Regions from separate parts of the Homo sapiens genome. Here region 2 is linked to region 1. The links are chromatin loops, found by intact Hi-C in ENCODE. Cell type or tissue: OCI-LY7. All regions are shown on one strand. Each heading gives the region's core, and the rest is flanking DNA. Links, peaks and the distances in the headings are about the cores only.

Region 1 (4,384 bases), core at 86-4,085:
CGGTGCTGGGGATTGGAGGGGGGTTAGTGCTGGGGTCTATGGGAGGCCTTGTGAGCACCTGTCTGGGGGACATGGCATGCTGGTCACTGACTGGTCACGGGTTTTCCTTGCAGAGGAAGGCATCAACCACGAGTGTAAGCTGTGCAACCAGATGTTCGACTCCCCGGCCAAGCTCCTCTGTCACCTCATTGAGCACAGCTTCGAGGGCATGGGCGGCACCTTCAAATGCCCCGTGTGTTTCACAGGTAAGGTACCCAGCTTGTGCCCCTCAGGGGAGAGAGATGAACACAGGAGCCCTGCCCTGTTATTGCGGGATCCCAGTGTGTGCTCTTCCTCTTTCCTTGGCAGGCCTGTTATAGACCAGGACTCCGTTGGGGATACCCTGAGGGATTAACAGGCCCTTTGCCCCACGTCCCTCAGTTCAGAGCTGACACGCGCCCTCCTTCAGTGCTCTCTGGCCTCTCCTCATCAGCAGGCTGGTTGGCACCCTCTCCTCGCCCTCTGCACACAGGAGCTAGAAGCCCTTTGTCCAACCCAGCCTCAACCCTCTGCGGCAGTTTTCCCCTCCCGGGCCCTGTGTTTGTCTCCCCGAGCCTTGAGCTCTATTCAGCACTTCTGGGGCTCCCAGCTTCACATACTCCTGGTTCCCCCTTCCCTGGCCTACCTAGCTCCCATCCATGCTCCAGGATGCAGGGGTCAAGGGCAGCTCTGCCGGCCAAGTTCCCAGCCCCCAGACTGGCTGCCGGCCCAGGCGAATGGCTGTCCCAGCCCGAGGCAAGTCTCAGGGGCTCTGCCGGCCCCCTCCTGCTGCCCAGATGGCAGCCGGTGTGCGTGGGAGAGCCTGGCCTTCCCTGCCTCCCCCGACATCTGCTGTCTGCCACGGCAGGAAGCCCACCCTGGGGAGGACGCCTGGCAGGAGGGTATCTCTGAAGTGCTCACCTCCCAGACACACAGCTGCTCTGGGCCACCTCCTGGGTGCGCTCAGGGCTGGGGCCACCTCAGAACTCCTGCCACTGGGAAGCCAGGGCTAGACCTTCTCCATGCCAGGCCCAGGGGTGTCCACTCTGGGGCAAATCCCCCAAACACACACCCCTGGGGCTCCCCAGAGCCCCTGAGCACCCTGATGCCATCTTCCCCCTCATCGCAGGAGCCCCCACCCATCTGTCACTGCCACACTCTGAGGCTGGCACTGAAGGGCCCCAGCTGCCCGTCTGCCAACCCAGGACATGGGGGCCTCTGTGTGGGGGCCCGAGGATGCTGACAACAATAAAAATAGGAATTTGTGTTGGTTGAGCAACTTCTTGTACAAGACCCTGTGCTGAGCTTATTTAATTCAAGTCTAGGCTCTGCCACTTGCTAGCAGTGGGACCTTGGACAAGCCATTTAACATTCCTGGCACCTCAGTTTTCTCTTGTATAAAATGGGGATAATAGCACCTGTCCTACAGGCCTGGGAGGGGTTCAAGAAGCTCACCCCTGTAGGTGTCTGGCTGTTGATGATGGGGACGAGGAAGACAGCATTCATTTGTCTGTGGCAGGCCATCTTTTAAGCACTTTATCAATATCCCATTTGATCCTCCCAGCCACCCAGCTAGGGACATATTATAATCTTCATTTTTTGAGTGAGGAAATGGAGCCCAGAGAGGTTAAGTGACTTACCCAGGGTTGCACAGCCACTAAGTACCGGAGCTCAGCTTATCTAACTTGAGCCTCCTCTAGTATGTGCTAAGAACACTCCCAGTAGCCCACTGTTTGGCTGACTGTACCTATGCCACAGTGATCCCTGCCTGCGAGTGTTGTGGGGGCAGCTGCCACAGGAGGCTGGGCTGGTGTCCTGAGCTTGGCCCTGACAGCCGTGTCTGTGTCTAGTCTTCGTCCAGGCCAACAAGTTGCAGCAGCACATCTTTGCCGTGCACGGGCAGGAGGACAAGATCTACGACTGCTCACAGTGCCCTCAGAAGTTCTTCTTCCAGACCGAGCTGCAGGTGGGTGCCCACATCCGCTGCACCACGCCGCCTGATGGTCCTCGGTTCCCCCGTCAGCACCGACGGTCTCAGGGTTAAGGCAAGCTGGTGGAGTCTTATGCTGGCAGGTCTGCAATCAGGGGCTGACCTCCTGGCTAGCAGGCATGGAGTTTCAGCCCCCTGGCCTCTGCCAGCCCAGCGTTCTCAAAAGAACCAACTGCCACTGGCTGAGCCCAGAGCAGGAGTCAGAAGCTTACATTTGAGGTGTTTCGTGGCAAGTCCTGTCTGCTCTTGGGGATTCCAATTTCCCTACCTCTATTGTAAAATGATATTTCACTGAGCTTTGGTTCTGTGGCTAGAAGCCCATGATGTCTTTGTGGCTGGGTCCTGGGGCTGTGTGGGAACAGGAGTTAGGTCTGGGGCCTTGGAGCCTCCAGTTTTGTCCATAAAAGCCAGAAAAGAAGAGTAGTGGTGCCCGATTGCCCCAGCTTAGAGGCAGTCACCAGAGGTCCTGAGACTGATGTGGCCCTCAGGTAAGGGACAGGGGCCTCAGCCAACTTCCTTGCATCCTCATCCCCAGCCTGTGGTAACTGAGAGGACCTTGGGAAAGGAAGCTGGTGTGACGGTCTTCCCAGGCATTCACAGCCACCTGCCTTGGAATCCCATGGGGCCCCATTTCACCTGTTACTGGTTTTTCCAAGGAACAAGATCTGTGCCCAAGTGAAACTGCTTTCTCTCCCACTGGTTTTTGCAAAAAATTCTTGCAACACTGGAGAGATCACATGCCCACCAGAAATACAACACACGTACACAGAAAAATCTCACATTCACTGTACCTGGACCATAGCATCACACACACAAAGGGAAGGTGCACGCACACAGTTCCTATCACAGTGTATATGCCCAGAGATGTCACAAAGAGTAACACTGCATCCACCCTGAGGAATACCGCACACATGCAGCACAACACTGCACCCCCAAAAGAAGGACCACACTCATGTCCACAGATATATCACACATACACATAGACGGACATGCCGAAATGTCACATACCAAGAATGAGCCTGTCGGGAAGGATATGGGTAGGTTAGGCTGCAATAACAAACCTCCTCTCGGTCTCTGTGTCCTCAACAAAAGGTTTATTTGTTGCCCATGTGACATATCCAAGCAGGTGATGGGGAAGAGACTCTGTTCATAATATTCACTTAGTGACCCAGGCCCACGGAGGGTCCATGCCCATCCACGTTTCCGTAGTCACTGAGGCAGGGAGAAGAGGGAGGTGGTGACTTCTCTACCAGCACTTCAAGCTTCCCCTCGGAAATGATGCACGCCACCTTCTCTCACATTGTGTTGACTAGAGTAAGTCCCGCGGGCATGCCCAACCTCAAAGCGGGTGAGGCAGGGAATTCCACCCTCTGCCTGGAAGGAGAAGGGAGCCCTAAGGACTCACACACACCAGTTTGGCCCTCCAGGGGGGACCCTACACACCCAGCAGCACCCTCCCTCATCCCCATGCCACTGCTGCACCTGCATGCAGCAATCTCCCACATACCCAGGTTACAAGGCTGGGGCCACTTACACCATGCAGAGTCACTTGAATGGCCACAGTGGTGCCTCCCCCTCTGGGGTTAGAGGGGCACAGCTGTGGCCTGTTGTAGGGGGCCCCCTTCTTACTGTGCTGTGGCCCACCCACACTGCCAGGCCTGGGCCCGCCTGTCTGCACAGCTGGTGGTGGCTGTTGCCTGGAGGATATGCAAACAGGCCCTTGGAGGGTGTGGGGACCGGGGGGATTCACCATTAGATGGTCAAGTCCTGTTTCCATAGGCTGGCCCCATGCCAGGGCTAGGTAGGCTGAGCTCAGGGCTGGCCCCGAGGAGCACCCAGCTGGTGTGGTGGAAAGCCTGTTTCTTTTCATCCTTACGGTGCTCATAAATTTGTGTATTGTACATGAGGCCTTTATCCCATTGTCACAACGTGGGACAGAGTTATGAAACCAATCATACAGACCTGGCCCAGAGAGGGGGTTCCACTTCCAAAAGGCCACCACTGAGCTAGTGACCCTTACCATGCCACTGCTGTCTCCCCATTGATCCACAAACTGAGCTGATGTCTCTGTGCTTAGGATGTGTGGGGCGACAGCTAGGCGTTGATGCCATCCAAGAAGCCTCCCTGCTCGTGTGCTGGATGCGCACCCTCTCCCAAGTGCAGTCCATGCAGCCGCCTTATCCTACCTGCCTTACCTGAGTGGCCCAGCTACCAAAATAGGCCTGGGTATCCTGACAGAGGAGGCTTTCTATAGCCCAACAGGTCAGGCCTCTTTTAAACCCGTGAGTGCATATAAACTACGATTTATTTACACTTTGAACTTGCTCAGCTCCTGCCTGGCTCGCCTGCATTGTCCCAAATGCCAAGAGGTCTCTT
Region 2 (4,384 bases), core at 216-4,215, 52 kb before region 1:
CCTTCTCTTTTGACCCTGCTTGGAGGGATGTCCCAGCCCTCCTTTTCTCTGTTTGTGGAGATGCTGGCTCCTGGCTGGTCGCTGGGCCTTGCTGGACATGGGGCCCTGGCGTCTGTCTGGGTGTGAGCCTCAGTTCTGCACTCTGCTCTCTGGGCAACTAGGCAAGTCATGTAACCTCACTGTGCCTGCTTTCTCCTCAGTAAAACGGTGATGATAACGGTACCCTCTCCTTATGTGCTAGTGAGAATTACATAAGCTAAGTATGTAGAGTGCATAGATCAGTGTTGACATGGAGTAGCAATGAGTACATAAATGTTTGACATTATTATGGCTGTGGTGGTTGATTTCTTTTCCTACAACTCTTTCCCATTCTTGGAGACTTGGCTCACAGCACCGCTCCTGCAGGGACCCCACCCCCCCACGCCAGCTGGCCTGACCCCAGGTCTTCCATTGTCTGCCCTGGGTGGTTGGACACCCAACCTTACTGCCTCATTGTCTGCCCGGGTTGTCTTTAATGTTGTCACATCCATTTGGCACATCTCAGTTATTTCCAGATTCTTTTGAGAACAGGGACTTGCCTGTCTTCTCATCTGTGCCCTCTGTTTCTGGCCCCCAAATTCTGGATTTGGTAAATGTTTAGTAATCACTTGCTTCATTGAATAGTATTAAACTACATTTTTAAAAAGGTAAAGGCCTTTCACTTCAAAGACTACATATAATAAAGAATATATGCGCATCTATTCCTTATCATACAGTATCTGCTCTGGGCTAGACCCTGGGAATCACACCCAGTGCCAATGGAAAAAATTCAGCTCAGAGAAGAAAACTAATTTGCCCAAGGTCACAGCAACTGGAAAGTCAAAGGTAGGACTTGAATTCAGGGCTCTGAACTCTACTGGGGCAGACTGTGTGGGCAGCAGAGAGTTGGGCTCTGGGGGTTTTCCAACAGGACCAGTTTTCTGATGGGTAGGGGCCAATTTGCTAAGGGTTGGCCTTGAGCTACGGACTGCAGTGGCCTGAGTCTACAAGTCTGTGAAAGAGTGCCTGCCTCCAGGTAGTGTCCACGAGTGGCATGGTGGCCTCCGTTTTTATTGGTAGTGAATGTAGTTGCATTGGGGCTAACACTCAATAGACTTGACTCTGTCAAGGTTCAGGGCACCTGGCAGTGCCCAGCCCAGCTACTGCTCTTGCCTGCACCCCTGCCTCTGCCCCTGCCCCCACCACGAGTTCACCTGGCACCATGAGCTCCCTTGGACAGCAGCTGGCCAGGCACCCCAGTCAGCTGCCTGAGCACAGGGACCACAGCCACGGTTGCTGTTCCCAGTGTTCCCAGTGTCTATCTTGGTATACAGTAAGTGGTCAATGCGGGCAGCAGGAAATATGATGAGGGCCAAAGGGATTTGTCTGGTTCTGGCAATTTCCTCCAGAGAGCAAAGGAAACTTCTGGTTCCATGTCTGGGTATGGAGTTTGAGAAACGGGATGAACAGGGTAAGATGAGAACACTGACCTTTGAAATAGCCCTGCCCCTCTGTCTCTCCCAGGAGTCAGGAGCACTATCTGGGGTGATCAGGAGAGAGCCAGGGGAGAAAAAGGACCCCACCCTAAGACAGAGTTTGGCCTTTGCTTCTCCCAGCCTGCACTCAGTCTCTGATCTAACCACCCTGGAGGGCAGCCCGTGCCTCCTTCAGGCTCCTCCAAGTGTGGGCCAGTGACCTACACCATCTGCAGTGTCTCAGAGTGTGCGAGAAGTACCAAAGGCCAGGCCTCACCTGGTCCTGCCAAACAAGAATCCGTGTTTTTAAAAGAGCTCCAGGTGATTTGCATGCTCAGTCAAGTTTGAGAAGGGCTGGCTTGGAAGTCGGGACACCCAGGGCAAATGCTGCCGGAGGTAGCACGGTGCCCTCCAGCCTGGCCTCTGTCGAAGCCCCACCCACTGCTAGCCATACAGCTTGGGGATGTGGCCTGTCCTGGTTTCATTTCCTCCTAGGCACAGTCGGGCCTATCTCCCTGTGCTGCTGAACGAGGACTGGGGCAGCCACTCCTAACACATGCTCTGCACTTAGCTCACAGCCCGGGTGTTGTGAATGCTGGCCGGATGTGATGTTAGAGGCCTGAAGAACCTAGAGAGTGAAGGGGCTGCGGCAAGTAGGAGGGGAAACTGCTGATCTGAGAAGCTAGTTTTGCGTTGGGCTTGTTTAGTGGAGCTTAAATTAGGAGCTAAATACCCGCCAGGACTCCCCGTGGAATTATTACATGAAATGGCAGGGAGACGGGGAGCCAGAGTTAATGCTGGTGATAGCAGTTTTTTTTAAATCTAAAAAAAATGTGTTGAAAGCAAGTGAAACCCCTGGTGATCGCAAATGAATTGCCTAAGTTCTCTTAGCATATCCACTTTCCTGAGTGATGCCTGGGTTCGCGTGAATGAGCCACTTTCTTCTCATTACGAAGGTGCAGTGTGGCTCCTGCAATGACTCCTGGTTCCGGCTGGCAGTCTGGTATGGGCCCGACCCCTCGATCCGCCTGTGGAAGCTGCATCCTTGGTGGTGGCAGGAGGGGCTCCATGGGCAGGGCCGGGCATCTGGGCCTTCTAGCAGTTTAAATGCCTCCGATTAGCAAGTCGGGTGGGAAGAGGTGCTAAAAAGAATCCTTCCCACCTCCTCCGCTGGCATGTTTTGAAGGGAGTTCAGTTATGAGACTATTAAAATGTTATTTTGATAATTAAGCCCACAGCTGTTCTGAGGGCAGCAGGGGCAGGCAGCACACAGGCAGCAGAAGGCCTGGTGCTCTCCCAGGCTCCAGGAGAGAGGGAAAGCAGGAGGGAGCAGGGCAGGGCGAGGTGGGATGCACGACCTGGAGTGCAGCTGGCTGTAGGCGGAGAGTGCCCCTGTCATTGGGTTCAAGGATGCCTTTGAATGACAGGAGGCAACAGTGGCTCCAGCAGGCTTCCAGTCTTAGGTATGGCAAGCTGTCCCCCACATGGGGATACCTACTAGGTTTCACCAAGACTCTCAGAGCAGGGGTCACTAGATCAGTGGTTCTCCAAGTAGAGTCCAAGGACCAGCAGCATCAGCATCAGCAGCAGCATCACCTGAGAGCTTGCTAGAAATGCAAATTCCCAGCCCCACATACAACTGCTGAATCAGAAACTCTGGGTGAGGACTGGCAATCAGTGTTTTGTCTTTTTAGAGACAGGATCTTGCTCTGTCACTGGAGTGCTGTGGTGCTATCATAGCTCACTGCAGCCTCAAACTCCTGGCTCAAGTGATCCTCGTGCCTCAGCTTCCTGATTAGCTGGGACCACAGGCATGTACCACCATGCATGGCTAATTTTTAAAATTTTGTGTAGACAGCGGGTCCCACTATGTGGCCCAGGCTGGTCTTGAACTCCTGACCTCAAGCAGTCCTCCCGCCTCAGCCTCCCAAAGAGCTGGGATTACAGGTGTGAACCATTGCACCCAGCCTGTAATCTTTGTTTTAAAAGACTCTCCAGCTGATTCTGATTCACTAAAGTTTGAGAACCACTTTCCTTAAAGATCACCTGGCAAATGGGGCTCAGCCGTGCAGTGATTCCTTAGAGATTGGTACGGCTTGCTGTGAGGTATGGATGAAGGCGTGGGGATGATCAGCAGGCTCACCACATGTACGCATCCCTGATCTAGTCCTATTCCTTCATTGAACTGGATAGCAAAGAGAAGCCCAGAGAGGGGAAGGGGCTTGTCTAAGGTCATTCAGCACATCAGAGCAAAACTGGAATTGGTAATCAGCTGGGTCTCTTGATTCCAGATCTTTCTGTTGGACTATCTTTCTGAATGCAGAGGATGGATGCAATGGTTTGAATGTGTCCCCCAAATTTCATGTGTTGGAGATTTAATCCCAAAATCCGTATGTTGAGTCATTTGGAGGTGGGGCCTTTGGGAGGTAATTAGGATTAGATAATGTCATCAGGGTAGGCCCAGATGATGGAACTGGTGGCTTTACCAGAAGAGGAGAGACCTGAGTAGACAGGCACACACTTGTCCTCTTGCCATGTGATGCCCTGTGCCACATTACAACATAGCAAGGAGGCTCTCTCCAGATGTCGTCTCTGTGCTCTTGGACTTTGCAGCCTCCAGAATCATGAGCTAAATAAACTTATTTTCTTGATAAATTACTTGTCTGTGGCATTCTGTTATAGCAACAGAAAATGGAGTAAGACAATGGAGCTGGGAGAGAAGAGGTTTCAATTGGAAGTGATTAGGTAAGCCAAGGAGATACCCCATGGTTTATAAACCCAGAATATATTCACTGGCCTGGAGTCTCCCAGCATCCTCTAGACATGTTCTGCTGGGAGTTACTGCAGGACATACATCAGTCCATCCACACATCCATGCATCCACTGGTCCA

Evidence for each region. Peaks named below come from ENCODE experiments on the same cell type or tissue, not always from the same donor. Only the 100,000 strongest peaks of a DNase experiment are listed, where the experiment ranks them.
Region 2: a loop joins it to region 1, with 2.6 times the contacts of the local background. A loop is called at or near these places in 1 of 110 quality-filtered maps.

What each region holds. Positions count from the first base shown.
Region 1 is chr16:49,521,224-49,525,607 of GRCh38, reverse strand. It overlaps ZNF423 (zinc finger protein 423), which reads left to right. Exons shown (of 8, transcript NM_001379286.1): 6 at 114-245; 7 at 1,869-1,984. Among named protein-coding and RNA genes, the nearest start is that of LINC02179, 57 kb to the right of the region's middle. RefSeq lists an enhancer at 1,585-2,084. In OCI-LY7, for the core only: no CTCF peak of the experiment used is centred there; a DNase peak (open chromatin) is centred at 1,997.
Region 2 is chr16:49,573,180-49,577,563 of GRCh38, reverse strand. The region is part of intron 5 of ZNF423 (zinc finger protein 423); the gene reads left to right. Among named protein-coding and RNA genes, the nearest start is that of LINC02179, 110 kb to the right of the region's middle. In OCI-LY7, for the core only: no CTCF peak of the experiment used is centred there; a DNase peak (open chromatin) is centred at 2,043; H3K27ac peaks cover 922 bases.